2 separate regions of the Mus musculus genome follow, and region 1 is linked to region 2. The links are chromatin loops, found by intact Hi-C in ENCODE. Cell type or tissue: heart. All regions are shown on one strand. Links, peaks and the distances in the headings refer to the core of each region. The heading gives the core; the rest is flanking DNA. Region 1 has its middle 36 kb from the start of Cd93. Region 2 has its middle 14 kb from the start of Thbd.

What was found. A loop is a pair of places that touch in the nucleus more often than their neighbours do. Peaks named below come from ENCODE experiments on the same cell type or tissue, not always from the same donor. Only the 100,000 strongest peaks of a DNase experiment are listed, where the experiment ranks them.
Region 1: it touches region 2 in a loop (2.0-fold over the local background); 2 of 42 quality-filtered maps call a loop at or near these places.

What each region holds. Positions count from the first base shown.
Region 1 is chr2:148,474,852-148,483,750 of GRCm38, forward strand. No RefSeq gene overlaps it. Among named protein-coding and RNA genes, the nearest start is that of Cd93, 36 kb to the left of the region's middle. In heart, for the core only: no CTCF peak of the experiment used is centred there; a DNase peak (open chromatin) is centred at 3,680; H3K27ac peaks cover 1,096 bases.
Region 2 is chr2:148,417,628-148,426,526 of GRCm38, forward strand. No RefSeq gene overlaps it. Among named protein-coding and RNA genes, the nearest start is that of Thbd, 14 kb to the left of the region's middle. In heart, for the core only: no CTCF peak of the experiment used is centred there; a DNase peak (open chromatin) is centred at 4,194.

The DNA of each region.
Region 1 (8,899 bases), core at 479-8,478, 57 kb after region 2:
CAGAATTTTTCTACTGTTATGAATTGTACTGTAAATATTTTTATAGACATAGGTTTGCCAAAGGGTTGTGACCCACAGGTTGAGAATCACTAGAATAAGATATGTATTCATTTGTATCCTTGCTCCAGGCTTTTATGAGAATGTTCCTAGTCTTGCTGTTAGGCTTGTATTTTTTCCCAATAGTATTTTTATCATATTGGAGAAGCAAATATACTTCTTCCAAGTCAAAAATGGCTTGTTTGATTGTTTGCTTCTTGGCTTGTTTGTTTTTGAGATGGGGTCTTACAAGGGTGCTGAGCTGGCCTCAAACTCCTGGTGATTTCCTGCCTCAGTTTCCCAAGGTGCTGGGATGTATATGCTGGTCACTGTCCCCAGCTGAATTTTCAAATTAGAAATGAGTTCCATTTTATGAACTACCTTGCTAAACTCTATGGAAACCACAGTGCCTCTCATTACCTTGGCTTAGTAGTAGCTGCTGTTATCAGAGTGTCCCAACCCATCTTCCCATCAGTCAGCTACCATGAGTAGGACAGTCAATGACTTACATCCATCCCCTTCAGGATATTCACCTCACTCAAAGAGGCCTTGGAGGCAGAGACAATCCAAGTCACCGAATTACATATTCAAGACAGACCCCATCCAGACACTGCTAAAAACATGCCACAAATCTCATGCTTTTAATCTGAATAATGGCAGAGAAGTGATTCTTCCAGTTTACAGTCATGGAAAGATCCTGGAACTAAGTAAAGACAACAGAGCTGGTTTGAGGGAGAAGTCTCAGATTCTCCATACTCCCCACTGAATGGGGCTCACGGGGTAGGTACAGTGATAAGAGCTAGTCAATAAACCCATGTCATTTAGCTTGTTGTGTAAACAACATTGAGATCACTAAATTACTAGTTACTATAATAACTATAAATATAGGCTTCCCTTGATCTCTGTGTTTGAAAATGCCCACAATAAAAATTTCTAATTGAAAAGGAAAGTAGTTGACAACGTTATACCCTAAATGTCTAGATTCTTAGGATTATTCCCTTTAAGATCCCCTGAAAACTTATGTAAACATGAAAAGTAGTGGCAAAATCAGATTGCCGTGAGGAACAAATCTTATGCATCCGAGTGGACTGGGACACATATAACATGATGTGAGGAGCAACAGAATAATGGCCTTTGTATGGAATGAAGCAATGACCATAAAACATTCTCTCTCCACAGACTGTCTGAAGGGCTCTTCCTTCACCACTGTGACATTTACTGCAGCCTGTGGAATAACAGCACATGTCTGTAAAATCTCACTTCAGGATGGAAGGAGTTTCTGTTGAAGCAAAGAGGTGTTCTGGAAAAGTTGTTTGGCCATATGAGCCGAGTGTTGATTCTTATGCTTGCTGCCTTGTCAGCTCCCAGTGGGCAGAAACTGTCATAGACAGGAATGAGCTGCTGTGAGGTGAAGTCGGGGTGCTTGGATTGAGCAGGAAACAACAATAAAGAAGCTCTATATGGGTTTGCTCAACAGCCACTGAGGGAAGGACTCTAGCCCTACTGGCCAGTGATTGACATCAGCAATGGCCCTGGGATAGTTTGATGGACACTTTGCTCTTCTAGTTTTTCCTATGATGCTCACCAGGCCTGCTGATGTCCTCCGCCATGTGACTAGACCTCCAGCAAGGTCACATCTAGCACTGTTTCTCTCTCCCCAGGAAACTGGTGAGGCCCACACAGCAGGGTAGGGAAGATCTTATGATGAGAACCAGAGCTTCAACCCAGAAGAGCAGTGAGAGCAGCAATGACTAATTTGATTATCAACTTATCATGTTTTCAAACATTCATAACAACCATGGGAGGGGGTCCCAACGGTTAGGTCAATCTTATTCAAAGCTGAGGTACTGACGTCTGTAGAAACTATCCTGGGTCAAGGTCATGGTCTGGTGTGATTTGAATTCCAATCGTTTGACTCTGCTCCAATGCTTGATGCATGACTCGTGAAGCAGGTCTAGCCACATAGGACAGACATTCAGAGACTGAGGACAAGACCAAAGTGTTCTGCATATTGCTGGGTTCCAAACAAGCATCATGGCAAGGTTGGTTCTCATGCCCAAGATTCTATTACAGTAAAATATATGAAACACAACTCACTGGAACTTCTTGGAGGAAAGCTTGCTATCCAAGTACCAGCATCATGAGGCTCAGTGAGGACCTAGCTGTTTACTAAGTACAGATCTTGGATTGGGGAGAGGAGAGGGGGCTGTTCACACCCCTCTCCCCCCAAAGCCACATATTCAGAAGACATGATACTAGAGATTGAAATTCCCACTCCTAAAGCTCACATTCTCTACAATTACAAATCTATAAAGTGTAAAATCTCCAAAACCACAATTCTAAAATATTAAAATCCCACACATTGAAATTCCAAAGTCTGAAATCCATCAAACCTCAAGTCCTATGGAGGGGAATCCTGAAAACCATATGACGACAGCAAAATCTCCCTTTCAGAAATGCATCACTTTCTATACTCATGCATCCTTTCTAGCGGCTGAACTCTCAAGAGCATCTAAAAAAACTAAAACTATCTGCCTGGAGAAGCCAGGGAAGCCTCTGGCTGGTTGGAAATGGTCTTGTGCTGGGTAGGGCAGGATGCTGCTTAAAACACACTTCTGGTGTGCTTCACCAGGACTGTGCCCAAGACTTCACCAAGACTGTGACAGATATGAGGACATATAAGAGGGGAGGAAGTGAAGGAGCTCCATGTGACAGAGAAGACAGGGACATTTGATAATGGCTGCAGAGCCTGTCAAAAAAACAACAGCATTTCCACTGTTGCCCAGGGCGTTGCTTTCCCAGCTGTCTCCCTCTTCTTCTGTTTTCCATGGAAACTGAGACTTTGGGAATTTTACATTTGAAGATTACAACATTTTGGACTTGTAATCTACTGGGACTGTGATTTACCAAATTTTAGATTTTAGGGGATTTTGATCATTTCCTATCAGTGCTTATAATTGTGGTGTTCAGGACTTTATACTTCTGGAGTATGACTTATACCAGAGTAGTCCATCATCCTGTAACATTTCCATGAGACAGGTATCACAGACTAAACAGAACCCAGAAGCTCAGACTGTTATAAAATCAAATAAGACTATTAAGAACTCATAAATGCAAAAAATTGTTTTTTTTCATATTTACTTAGGAGTTTACATAGTTTGTTTTATAATAATGGCATTATTATTACTATGTAATAATGACTGATACTTTTTCTGCCAACTCTGGGAAACATGAACAGCCCAGCATGCCAATGAACACAAGGGTCCTGTCCCTAGGACCCTAATTGGGCACAAAGGGGTTCCTATGACACAGTAAAAGATAGGGTTCAGCTAGTTTAGGGATGCCTGACAATGGGAAGACATACATGCAAGAAGACAAATATAGTCAGAAAATACCCCCCCCCAAGATGCTATATAGTGGCGGAGCACAACTTCAGTCCAGCTAGCAGGCTACAGGTTAAGCCCTAATAAGGAGCCTAAGGTTTTCTTCTGCAAAACCAAGATAGGACTTCAGGAAATGTGTCAGATCAGTCCTTTTATTAGATTCAAGGTCCAGGAAATAGTGTCAGCCTTACTGGGCAGCTGTTGATTTCATTACACAAAGGATTCTCCCGGCTAGTCAGTGGGAACAAGCTCCTCCTTGTTGGGCACTCGAGGTCTGTGAGTCACTGCTAGTTGCCTAGGTGACATGGTGCTTTGTCCCAAGCTGGTGTGCAGGGCTGGACATTAGCTATCTTACAACTATGTTCTTGCCTTCTGCATTTTTTTCTTGCTGTCAAATACTACATGCCAGAAACCCACTTTCAGAAAAGCAGCTAGGATGGGGCTCAGTAATGTTAAGGTTTAGGGAAGACTGTTAATTTAAAAGCTTTAATAAATGATTGGATATATGTCTCAGTTGTAGAACACTTGTCTAATGTATGCATGTAAAGGACCCCTTGTCCTAGCCTCAACACTTCAGAAAAGAGAAACACAATGAATGAGAAAATAAGTTTGCTTTTGCCTCAGACTTGGCTTATAAATTTTATATAGTTGAGGGATGAAGAGACAGCTCCATGGCTAAGAGCACATGCTGTTCTTGCAGAGGGCCTACGTTCAGTTCCCAGCACTCACATGATGGCTCACAAATATTTGTAATTCCAGGTGAGGGGGGGGTCTAATGCCCTCTTATAACCTCTGAGGGCACTGGGCATGTAGGTAGAGCACATATAGCTATGCAGGCAAAACATTAATATACATAAAACCTTTTTAAAAACTAATTATATATACTGAAGGGTTTAATAATTCATTAATGTCATAAGAATAAAAATGACAGGAAGAGAATAAGTTTTTAGACTATTGCATTGAGATCTATTAACCCAGTCTCACATATAGCATCTGTTTTTGACCCAGAACAAGTTCGTTGACTCTGCCAGGACTTCAGTTTTTGTTACACTGATTTAGTGTTATCTGTATCACTTAAAAACCTTTTAAGGTTACAAAGCACAAAACACTATTGGAGGACTTAGCTTCATGGTGAAAATAGACCGCTGATTTGGAGAGACCTTCATCTCCCTGAGGCTATAGGCAACCAATGTGTAGACAGCCAAGGCTGAATGTTGAGAGCCACGACTTGCAGTGAGTACTTAGAGTTCATAATTAGAAGAATTCTTTCAAATCCATGGAAGCATGGAACCCCCCCCCCATTTCTCCCAGACGGCCAGGAATGTGGGCTTCCTGTTCTCCAGCTGCTCAGCGAGGTATCCAGGAATTAATACAAACCCACATCTACACAGAGTTCCTGCTGCTGTGTAGCTCCTGTGCATGGCAAGGGATTTAAACTGTTGGTTTCTCAATTTAGTTTAAAGAAAAGTGCCTAGATCATTTTCGATAACTCCTTAATTTAAGGCATTTAATTTGGGACCTTTTGGGGGTGGGGATGGGGACAAGTGAGATGGACAGAGGACCTCTGCTATAATAAAAAGTTCCTCCGTTTTCCCTGAAAGCCAAGACAGCACCTTGAATGCTTCAGATCTGTTTCTAGAGTAGACTGCAAGCCTGTTGGCTCAGCATTCCTGAGCCAGACTCCTAAGCTAGGGGTCACTGGTGGGGAAAGAAGGCTTAGAGACTCCAGACCAGGCACTGGTTGATCTTTTATATTAAAGGTCATAATAGAGTTGAGCCTTGTTTACCTGTATTTCAGGTGTGGTTATAATGGCTCTGACATTCATTAGTCCTCAAGAGTCAACATAAAGAACACCATGCTACTTTGAGACATCCAGGAGATGGTGGTGGCTGAAGTTATGTGACAGGAAGCAGAGGCTGGTAGATACGTTATTTTCGGAACACGTTGGGGTGGGACAGTGTGCCGGAGATTTAACCCAGGGCCTTGTCCATACTAAGCGTGTTCTCTACCTCCACACCGCACCGCAGTCCCTGCTGTGTTACTTTCCAACTGAAAAGTGAGACCGAATTTTTAATATTTAATTTCTACTGAGGCTACATATGAAAGAACGTTTTAGGTAGTGCAACATCATCACACTAAAGCATGAGATTCAAAGTAATACGACGTGTTAAAGTCTACCATGGAGAGTCACATCAGCCCTTTTGTGAATAGCGTTTCTGTTGCTCCAGCCACACTCTGTTCCCAAGCGCCGAGCCATTCTTTCATAAGAGCAAAGAAATCAGATTGAGCAAGGTTAAATGACTTGACCTGGTTGAAGGAACTGTCCAGTCAGCTGCAGAAGCCAAACTAGAATATGACGTTTACATGTATGTGTGTGTGTGTGTGTGTGTGTGTGTGTGTGTGCACTTACACCACTGCTTTTCTCCAGATGATTACTCCAGAGGGAATTCATCCTAAAAGAATTATCTTAATTATAAAACCAGTGTTTATCGTTAATATTGTGGAACTATGGAAACAAAATAAGAGTATTATAGGGATCCAATAATATATATATATATATATATATATATATATATATATATATATATATATAGTTAACTGTCATGTAACCACAGAATGATGAATTGTGCATAATTGTGTTATCAGAAGGTTTATGCACATCCTGGGGAATGTTTATCTTTCAGCATCCAAGCAGAGGAACCCCAGTGTTAGGGTCTCTGTGTTCACCTTAGCCCTGTCAACATTGGGAGGAAAGCACTGACCTGCTAGCTGAGGAGGGGGAAGGAAGTGAAGCACATGGACAACTATTTGATCCTAGACAAGTCTCTCCTTCCCAGCTTTCTGTAATTATAGATGTGCATATTTCAGACTGAAGAGAAACCAGGTCCCCATGTACAGCTAAATCCCCAATTGTGTTTTGTGCTTTGCAACCCTGTGTTTTGATGGGATACAGATATTGCTAAATCAGGGTAACACAACTGAAGTACTGGTAGAGTTAATTAACTTGTCTGGGTCAAAACCAGATGCTGTAGGTGAGGCTGTGTTAATAGGTCTCAATGCAGTAGTTTAAAAACTTGTTCTCTTCCTGTCATTTTTATTCTTATAACATTAGTGAATTGTTAAGATGTTAAGATGGTCAGTCTCTCTCTCTCTCTCTCTCTCTCTCTCTCTATATATATATATATATATATATATATATATATATATAATTTATGTGTATTCACTTTTTGCTTACCTATATGCAGGTGCTCTACTTGCATGTCTGGTGCCCTCAGAGGTTATAAGAGGGCACTGGATACCCTGGAACTTGAGGAGAATCCAATTTGCAATAGATTACACAAGCCATCTTTCTTTGGGGGGGGGTTGGTTTTTTTGAGACAGGGTTTCTCTGTGTAGCCCTGGCTGTCCTGGAACTCACTCTATAGACCAGGCTGGCCTCGAACTCAAAAATCTGCCTGCCTCTGCCTCCCAAGTGCTGGGATTAAAGGCGTGAGCCACCATCGCCTGGCTTATCTTGTCACCTGGAATACTTTCAGAACCATGCCTGTCTCAAAGCTCCATCTTGACCCTCTGGTGCATCAAGGGACACCAAAGGATAAAAGTAAGCCTCTTTCTTATAAAACAGCTTGTGCTCTACAAGTATCAGGTCTTTTCTCAAACAGAAAGTTCTATTAACCAGCTCTCTTTAGAATGTTCTCTCTGATATGCCTGCCATGAGAGGCCATGGCCAGAAGTAGTTTGTGGGGACAGCTTCTCAAACAAGCTTCACTCGTGAACCTCAGGAGCAAATGGGGCTCCCTGGAGTTTCTAACTGAGTATCTTTTCTCTTGCTTTCCTAAGGCACCATGACATTTCACATGCCTCTGGTTTTCTGCAGTGTCCCATCAAATTTCTGAAATAGACTCTCCTAGAGGCAAGCTGTTGTGTGCCCTGAGTCTTCAGTGGGCTCTGGGACTTCTCCCTTGCATTCTTCCTTAGCAGGAGATTAATTCATACTCTGTCCACCTGGGATGTACGAATCTGCTCCTGAGGTCTGGGGCTAGGCCACCTGAAAAGCTGTTTTGTCAAACTGCAGTTCATACTATCTCTGTTCATAGCCTGCTCGAGGGAGTGGATCCTGGCAGGTAGTAGCTTTAGATATTTATGATCACTCACAGCATGTTACTGTGATGTGCTCAGCTAGATAAGGCAGCTGAGGCTGGGCAGGGGTGGCACACCCCTTTAATTCCAGCACTTGGGAGGCAGAGGCAGGCAGATTTCTGAGTTCGAGGCTAGCCTGGTCTTCAGCGTGAGTTCCAGGACAGCCAGGGATATACAGAGAAACCAAGTCTTGAAACACAAAACACACACACACACACACACACACACACACACAAGAAGAAGAAGAAGAAGAAGAAGAAGAAGAAGAAGAAGAAGAAGAAGAAGAAGAAGAAGAAGAAGAAGAAGAAGAAGAAGAAGAAGAAGAAGAAGAAGAAGAAGAGGAGGAGGAGGAGGAAGGCAGCTGAAGTCCTCCACTCCAAGTAAGCTGGCAACACTGCCCACTATGATATGTCCTCCCTCTGAGGACTCTGGTGAAGGAAAGAGATGTGAAGTCATCTTTGAAATGCCAGGGAAGTTGTTCGAAACAAGCATGACCCATTGGCTCTGAAATATCACTCTGGGAAAACTCATCTGCTGTGCATATTGGAAAACCCATCCCAGATGAATGCCAGCAGCTGGGACTACTCCAGACCCAGGACCCTTATTAACTGTCAGCCTTTCCTGAGGCACTAACGTTCTGTTAGGTGAGATTCTGATGAGGTTCCAGGTGAAAAGGGAGACAGATGCAAGGAGATACTGTGATTCTCTGTAGCCATAGACTTGGTGGCTGAGTCTATGTCTGGTCATCATGGTGAGGGGTAGGTACTGTGCTATTCTGAGGGTGTGAGAGATGGGATGGCTTTGAAGGAGGAGCTGGGCCTTTCCATACTAGGAGGGAGGAAATTTGAATAGAGAGTATAAACACAGGCTAGTCCTTTATAGAGGAGGACTTGTTATTGTCTGAACAGGACATATTCCCTACCTGCTCTTATATTTGGGACTTACTACCCAGTGGTAGTACCATTCTGGGATACACTGGAGACATTAGGAAGCAGGTCATCTCACTAGGGCAAGTTATCTTGTGTCATTCATAAACAGTAAAATTGTAAAACAACTGTCTCAGGATAAGTTTCTTCAGGATTTGTTACGAGTAATGGTTAATTTGTATCCTTATGTTATATACCTATGTACCAGGGTTGTGTAAAAAGTTGGCAGGTAAGAGTTACCCAGGATAAAAAATAAGAAGCACAATCCTAGAAGGGACATAGACTTTGAATTGTGACAGAGGGTGATGAGGTGAAGGAGGAGCCCAAGGGACCAGAAATACTGCTTGCTAGGCTGTTTTAGAAAGTACTTTAGCCATAGCCCTACTCTGTTTGCAGACCAAAATGCTACTCGG
Region 2 (8,899 bases), core at 268-8,267:
GTCTAGTTTTTCAGTTGGGAGTTTCTGTTTAATTCTATAGAGGAAGCATGAAAAACTACTTGCCAGTAAACAGACTTTAGACATCTATACTGAAAGCAGACGTACCTGAAATCGACACCAAGCAGAGCCCAGAGTCTGAAGGGGGTCTTCAAAAGCTTTGTGCCTACCCATCCCACCTTAATCATATTTTACTAGTGGGATACAGACATAAAAATTGTCTGTGGCTATGCAGTGATGTATCAACTCATAGGTGGGACTTAAATGCTATCTCAGAAAATACATAGTGATCAGTATCATGCTTATAGCAAAGGGAACACTTTACTAAGTCCTGGCTCTTACTCCAGCTTTCTTCAAGAAACAAGGTAACTGTGAGCAATCCTTTACTGATCCACTGTAAATGAATATATGCTGACTTTGTAAAATTCTTACAACTAAAACCACACTTAATAGTAAAGCACTGAAAATAATTTTCCCCTCTACAATCATGAACAAAACAGGGATATCTGAGTTGGTACTTCAACTCTGGAATATATTCCAGCGTTGTATATATTCTAAAGAAATAAGGCAATATTAAAATAAAATTTTAAAGATGTAAACAAATCCTACGCCCATGGACCAGAAGACTTAATACAGTGAAGGTGGCGATGGTCTTCAAAGTGATCCACTTCTGTGCATTTCCTATCAAAAATTTCAGGCAATTATTTTTCGCATGTACCCTGTAATTCACACAGTTGTGAAATGGAAAGATAAAAATCCTAGGGCAAAAAGACTCAATGAAGGAAGATTCACACTTACTCTTTTCAAAACATCCTACAAAGCCACAGCAGGAGAAACTTGGATATATGGAGCTAAATCAGTGGATTAGAATGAAGAATCTAAGCATAACACATTATGGTTAGTTGATTCAAATTATTACGTGGGATTATATAATCTCTCTGTGGCTGGAGAGGTGGCTCAGCAGATAAAAGCACTGCTTGTTCTTCCTGAGAATCTGAATTCAATTCCTAGTACCCACACGACAGCTTAAAACTGGCTATCATTTCAATTCGGGGGATTAAATGCTCTCAGAGGTAAGAAGCAATTGCACAATGAGCCATCTATCACTGGTGGATGAAGCCTATAGGCCCATTTTCAGAATAATATTTAAAATAAATACATCTACTAGAATACAGAATTCCAAAGGGAAATAATTCATATTGAGATGTGTTCAAATAAAGCAAATACTCACTAGTAAATAAATTCTTTCGAAAAAAAAGTAAAGACTATTGAAAGGGAAATGAAACCTGTTAAAAGCTAGAGGAAACTAAAACATCTTCCCACTAATCCATGAGCAAGCACAGAGAGGGCTCTTTCTAGATATTGCAGTAAGAAAGGTATGTTCCTATTCCTGTTGTTCAGCATCCCGATGGTATCACTGGGCTCTACCTCAAAGAAGATGGTCTTGGTTAGTTTTCAGAAAAATTTTCATCCTATCCCTGAGCCAAAGCACCTGGTACAGGGTAGACTTTCCCCAGATGTTGTAGTCAGACAGGGTGCAGCTATCTTCCAGCTGTTTACCAGGAAAGATTAGCCTCTGCTGATCCAGGGGGATGCCTTACTTGTCCCAGTTCTTTGCCTTGACGTTCTCAATGATGTAACTGAGCTTGATCTCCACAAATGCTTCTCTTTGAGTGTTTGTAATCTCTATCATCTCAAACTGGTAGTCTATGTAAATAATATTCCCAGAGATCTGCGAATGTCTGTGATTCACACTGCTGGTGGCCCAGGTCCTGTCAACACTTCTATGGCATGTGCTGGCTCCTCCTCCTCTTTCCCTCTCTCCTCTTCTTCACCTTCAACCCTTCCTCTTTCCCTTTCTTCTCATTGTCTTCTTCGCCTCTTCCTCCTTTTCCTTCTTTCTTGACCTTTTCTCCTCCTTTCTTCACTACACCTATCCTTCTTCATTCTCTTCCTCCTACTTGTTCCTCCTGTTTCTTTTTCTTTCTTCTCTTCTTCCCCCTCCTCTTTCTGAATGAAAAGATCCACTAAATTTCGTACAAAGATGAATGAAAACAAAATGTACTCATTCCCATTTCAAGTTGACAAACCTTCAAAATTAAGACTCTCTCTTTCTCCCCACCCCCGTGTGTGTGTGTGTGTGTGTGTATGTATGTGTGTGTGTGTGTTTATATGTGGGTATTAAGACCACTGTAGCTTTTTCCAGGTACATTTGTGCCATATTATGCTCTTGCTCAGCCTGCACACAATATTTCTCCGCAATCTTATTTTAATTTGAAACGCAATGCATGTTTAAAATGAAAATGCTCTTACACTCAGCAGCACTCTCCTGGAACCCAGCCCTTAGAGAAGAGCCAAAAAATTCAGAAGTGTTATTTGAAAGATGTCAAATGTGCTTTGACTTCTAGCAAACATTTCCTGGGGATAAGTTCAGGGCTCTAGTACAAACAGCAAATGAGGCTTAAACATCAAGCATGTGTAGAAAATAGCATATTCTGCTAGGAGAAGGCATGTAAAAAAGAGACTATCTCAATTATGATAAAAAGGATAATTTAATATGGACTTTAAGTATATTAAAGGTGAAAAACTCAGCAATAAAACATTGCCCTAAAATTAATTGCACATATTTAATTTTTGCCTTTAATCTTTTGGGGGATAGCTAAATATTTTGTTAACATGAGGAGTATATTGAAAGGATTATAATTGACACATCAATTAGATGGACAGTTCTGGAATTAACTTTATCTAATTTAGACAAATCTGCATGGAGCAGTTAAGTTGTCTCTGAGTTAAAGCCTAAGAACACTGTTCAGTTTTCTGTGTTTTTGATTTTTGTTATAAAAGCATAAATTTCCTAAGTAATGGTTTCAGTTTTTAGGAATACTAAATACTTCAGAGAATGAAAACTAGTGACATCCAAGTATTTTAGTTATTAATATACAGTCTAAATTTTGCAGTCCTGTGCAAACAGGAACTATTTTAATGAATTTCTAACTCTGCTCCACAATGAGCTTCAGGAAGCAGCTGCTCTTGGGACTTAAGAAGGTCTGAGTTCTGCATCCTGGTACCTCATCCTGCACTATTGATTCTGATTCTCCCATCATACATTTTACAAAAGGACAGATTTTTTAACTCCACGGGTTCAGGCTGTGTAGAAGCTGCCCAGCCTGTCTGTGTTACCATTCTAAGGTTACTATTTGGCTGCTGTGTCACACTTTGCCTTGACTTAACGTAGAGAAGGCAAGGCAGTGACAGAGCTCTATAGGGCCCAGAGACCTGGAGGAATTCTGGAGACATCCTAGAATAGAGATGGATGAGTTTTTCCATAAAAAGTCAGAATCACTCTTTCAGGATGTTTGGACCCTCCCATCTCTGCTGTAACCAGACAACCCTGCTTTGGTATCATGAAGAAGGTAACACTAGCTACATCCCATCCAACTGAATGTCTGCTGCCTTGTAATTAAAAGTCCCAACACAGTCTTTTGGGAACAATCAATATTTGAGCTTTCTGTCCAGCCAAGTCATTAACTGAGTAGATTTGAACTGGGTTCTTTCAGCATCTGGCAGAAGCTAATACACATTGACAACATATATTCATCTGGCTCAGTCAAGACTAGGGACTGCAGATTAGCAACCTCAGTGTGTGGCTGTGACATGTGTGATACCTCTAGGAGTGAAGACTTCGAGTACAGGAAATGACAGGTGTGTGGGAGGGGGAGTGGGTAGTGTTGTTCTGGGGTCAGAAATGCCCAACACTTGAGTTCATCATTTAGGAATCTTATTGTCACCCACAGGCCTGTGGATGACTAAGAATCTCTCTCTTTGGAAAAAGCAGAAGAATGTTCCTCACTGGGAGAGATCCAGACCCACTCACCTGCACCCAGAACCAGCCCACCCACCATGGGTTTCAAGGTGAAGGGAAAGGTGAAAAAATATCAAACCCACACCAACATCACTACAGATACTTAAATGGAGTATCTTAAATGATGCCAGATCCCACAGAGGCACCAGCAAAAGCTCCTCTGTGTGGTTTTGTTCTCTTTGGAAGCAACTTTTGAAACAATCATAAAAATGTAGCTTAGCCCTTTATAGGGTCTTCCAGAAGTGGGGTGGTGGGATGGGAACTTATCTGTCTAGTTTCTCCTCAGAGCAAGCATTCATTTTTCTGTGTCTGATGACCAGCTGGCCACTGAAGAGCTACTGAGCCAACAGCTGCAAAAGATAATTTTGGTAACACCAGCCATGATGCAAATCTCCAAATCCAGCTGGTTCCACTGCAAGTAGGATAAACACAAACAGCTGAAAAATTAGTAAACCCAGAACTTGAAATACTCTAGAGACACTGTAATGTTTGATTTTTTCATCCTGCTGTTTGTTATCTGTCGTCTTAAGCCTAAACATCACTTTTGTATTTCATCTTCCTGTCTAAAGACTGTATTTCATTAGGAATTAATTGGTCCTTCCTTGCAAACAAAATATTTGGGTTCCCATTTTTCCTCCTGTTTCTTATACTCCATCGCTGATCCAGCATCTTTCTAAAGAGCTGAGAATCTCATTGAAACTCATCAGTTCCCAGGGCTCAACAAAAGTAAAAAAAAAAAAAAAAAAAAAAAGGTTCAGATACTCTTCCCTGGAATGCTGAATGTATCAGGGTTCTTGGAAGAATAAAAGGCAGCTAGCATTGAAAAGCTGATGGCCTGCTATGGCACAGGCTAAGGAATAGAAGAGTCTACCAAGAAGGTATAATCTATATTCCTTGCTCATTAATAATGTCATCTCAGATTGGCCCTTTCCATTTCACTTAGACTTATTAGAAACGCAGAATATTTGCCTTCACCCCTTGCCTTTTATATCAGAGTATGCTTGCCGAAGAGGGGAGGGTGTTTGGGAGACTTGCTGCATATACTCCCCTGGAAGGGTTATGTTAGAGAAGGAGCCAACTCCTTAACCCAGTGACCTCAGTGAGCATCCTGCACAGGAACTAGGTCTTGCCTTTGGTTCCCATCAGATTATTGATGTTCTCTCTCAGAATGAATCAAGACAACCAGTTGTATCTTCTCTATTTCATTCCACTGGGAACTTGTCTGAAGAAGAAGGAAAAAAAAAAAAAAAACAATTCCTGAGTTCCAACCCAACTGAATAAAAAACTCTGGGGTTAGTTATTCTCAGCCTTCCAGTGGATTTTGAGGAACAAGTTTGAGGAACATAATCTTATAGTACAAGGCATCAGTGAATGGTTTCCAAGGTTCCTATCCCATCCTTATCACCCAACCTCTCTCCCCCTTCTGGGCTTTTACCTTGTGGGTTTGGCTCTCTCTTTCTTTGGCCTTTATAACCACAGTTTCTGTCCTTGGGCAAAGTTATTCCAAGCCCTTTCCTAATGTGATAGTAGAAATATACATACGTTTAAGTGAAGATAAATGAAATTTTAGAATTTTAACAGAAAGAGAAGTAGAACAAGCACTGATGTCATGAAGTTGAAAGTCATAGCAGGATGCAAGGAAGAGAAAGGGCTGACTTTGGATGCTGGGGTATTCAGAATTCACAAGCAGTTATGCTCTGCCAATCTCTGGCCTTCTTGTGAGGGTACATGAAGAAATTCCCATTAGATTCTGCCACTACAGTGGGATACTGACTGCGCTGCTGAATGTCAGCCTCACCCATATGAACTTGAACAAGGTTTGAGTGTGGATTGCTTGTTATTGACTCCCAGATAATTCAGCTTCAAAGCCTGGACTCAATTATAAATTAAATATCATTATTAAATTCTGTGAGAAACAAAGGTTATTAGGTCACACCTCTTAAGGCAGAGTCAACAAGCCCTTTCTGCTAAGGACCAGATGTCAGATCCACTAGCCTTTGCAGGCCATTTGGTCTCTGTTGTTACAGCAGAGAAGCTGCAACAGACCATATGTAAATGAATACATGTGGCTGCCTTCCAGTGCAACTTGGTTTATGGACTGTGAAATTTTATAATTCTCACGTACCATGAGATATTTTTCTTCTGTTAATTTTTCCTAAACATTAAAATATGTAACAACTATTTTTATTGGCTCACAGGCTGCATTAAAAACAGGCAAGAGGACAGATCGGGTCTACAGAGCATCAATTTTTCAACTTGCTTTACACACACTTAAAAAAAAAGAATCTCAGAAGACACAGCATTTGCTTACAAAAGTTTCCTCAAGTTGAAGAAAGAAATAGAAGGGAGGAACCCAATGACTAAGAAACATTTTATTTAAAAAGTATGAAATAAAAGTCTTTACCCACTAGAAATGTTGAACAAGTCATGGGAGTTAGAGAGACATTACTGACTATGAAGGAAGAGGAAGAGAAGAAAAAAGCAAAATTCAATAGATATTTGAAAACTTGAAGATGAAAAAGGAAGGATGAAGAGGGTTTTCTCTGTACTATAGGACAAGAAAGAAATGCCATTCTGTGTCTTTAGTAAAAGGAGAAGCTCCTTGTACTGCCCTTCCCTCAACAAAACCGTGATCTCAGTAGCTCCAAATCGTAGTTAAGTCCCATCCTCGCTGGATACTGGGAATAGCTCATCATGTGACCTACTAAAGTCTGAGACTGAGTTCTAGCCTCTGAACTCACCACCACCAAAGTGTGGTAATTTATATCATGTTTGGCTGTTAACAAGATTCATCTTTCCTATATACCAAGGAGCTTCTGTCCTCCAATTAGGTCAGGCAGAGTCCGTCAACGGGAGCCATAGTTTCTGACCCTTCAGATTTCACACTTGTGTACAGTCCATTGTGTGAGTTCCTGCTCTAACTGCTCTTCAATGCACTTGGCTATTCTGACACCATATATGTATTTTTTAAAACTTAAAAAATATCTGTTGTTAACAGTGAGTAGCACATTCTTTTCAATGATACGGTGTACACAGTTTCAATTGATATGACAGCTAGTTCCCACAAGCAAGTGGCTTATAACAACACATATTATCTTATAGCTCTGAAGGTCTGAAGGCAAGAGGTCCAAAATTCCAGTCCACAGAGCTGAAGGCCTTCCAGAGGATCCAGGCAGAATCTTTTCCTTGTCTTTTGTTGGGGCTACCAATCGCTTTCTCGTTCTTCAAAGTCAATATCACAGAACATCTTAAATTCCCCCCTTTCTTATTCCTCGCTTCCTCCCTTCTTCCCCAACTCCATCATCACTTCTCTTGATTGACTCTTCTGTGGCCCTGTTCTACCTTCTACAGACTCTATCGGTGCACTAATCCATCAAGCTAAAAGATTAATAACCAACCAAGTGGGGAAAAGCCTTCTTGCCCAAATGGTATAAAGTTCCTAGTATTTCTAGTACAGCCCATAAACAGATAAAGTATTTGGATTGCAATTTATGAACTCTTAAATGACCTAGTCACTTCTTTCTCCATTAAATTGACTATTTCCATTTTAAAACTTCTGTTGTCAGGTGGATTACTCACTGGGCAATGGATCAAAGTGTCAACATCTATATTGTAATTAAAGAAAATGTGTTTCTAGATTTTTGCCACTTTCATTGTGTTTCCCTTTAAAAGAACTTTCTGTGCACAGCATGGTGTTGGTACAGCCTGTGATGGGAGGAGTTTGCATTCATCTCAGGAACCTGTCGACAATGAGGGTCTTACATTGTAAGTGATCTGATGCACCAGGGTGTGCAGAACACATTGACAGTTGTGGTTATGGGGCTCAGTCTTCCTCAGATTCCTCTTTGGAGTATAAAGGTCTATTATGACATTTCATTTTCCAGGAATGGTGACATACATCCTAGCCAAAATCATGTAACTATGCCATATTACTCTAAGACCAATGGCAAAATCACATTTAAAATAACAAGCAAACAGTCTACATGCCTGACAACTGGGCAATTTAGAAATTTTCAAATTATTGAATCATTTTCTTAGAAATGTTATAAAACAATTACTCTGTAGATGCCCCTGGTGGAAAGTTCTAGAGTTCTTGTCATGTCCTGATGTTTACAGTTTTTGGTTAATATTTATTAGACCTGTATTATGTATCATTTCCCCTCATTCTTTCCATTTTCTGACAACTTGCTTTGTGTTAGGCATCATATCAAGTATAAATCAAAAATCATTTCCTTAAACTCTTATAACAAACAAGTGTCCACATTATTTTTATTATTCCCATTTTACAGAGGATGGAAACAAATGTAAGCAGATTAAATTGTCCAAAAGCACAGGGCATCTGTGAAACCAGGTTTCAGTTGTAAGTCATAAACACTGATATCCGGCCTGTAACCACATGTCTACCCTTGAAATGGCTTATGCAAAAGGAGACGTCAAAAGAAATATGAGCTTTTCTATTTTTATATACAGTGTGTGGGTCTGCCTCTGAGGTGTGTCAAGTCTTCATTAAGACAGTGTTGTGGATGGGGCATTGGATAAATTAAGATGCACAGGCACAGTATTCAAAATAGTCCCACAGCAGAAAGACCCATATGTATTAGTTTGTTTTCTTTTTCTGTAACAAAATGTTAAAGCAGGAAATGGTATAAAGTAAAGAGAGTCATTCAGCTCACAGGCTTTGGCAGATGGTGTCACATGACAAGAGTGCGTGAGAGGGTACACAGGGAAGTGGCTGAGCATGGCAAAAACCTTGCCATTAGCAACCCGACCTCATTTAAAGTACTACATTACTAAGCAAACTAACTCGCTCCCTGATATAGACCCTAATCTCTTGTAAGCCCTGTGTCTTAAAGAGTCCACTAATTGCTCAGTATAATAATGGGAACCAAGCTTCCAGAACACAAGTTATAGCACCAGATTCTAATCAACAGGACAGCGGATGCATAGTGGCTTATTGAGCTTAAAGAACTGAATGTGTGACTGAATCTCAAACATTACACTTAACACAGAGCCAGGTCATGACATCAACATGAGCATGTA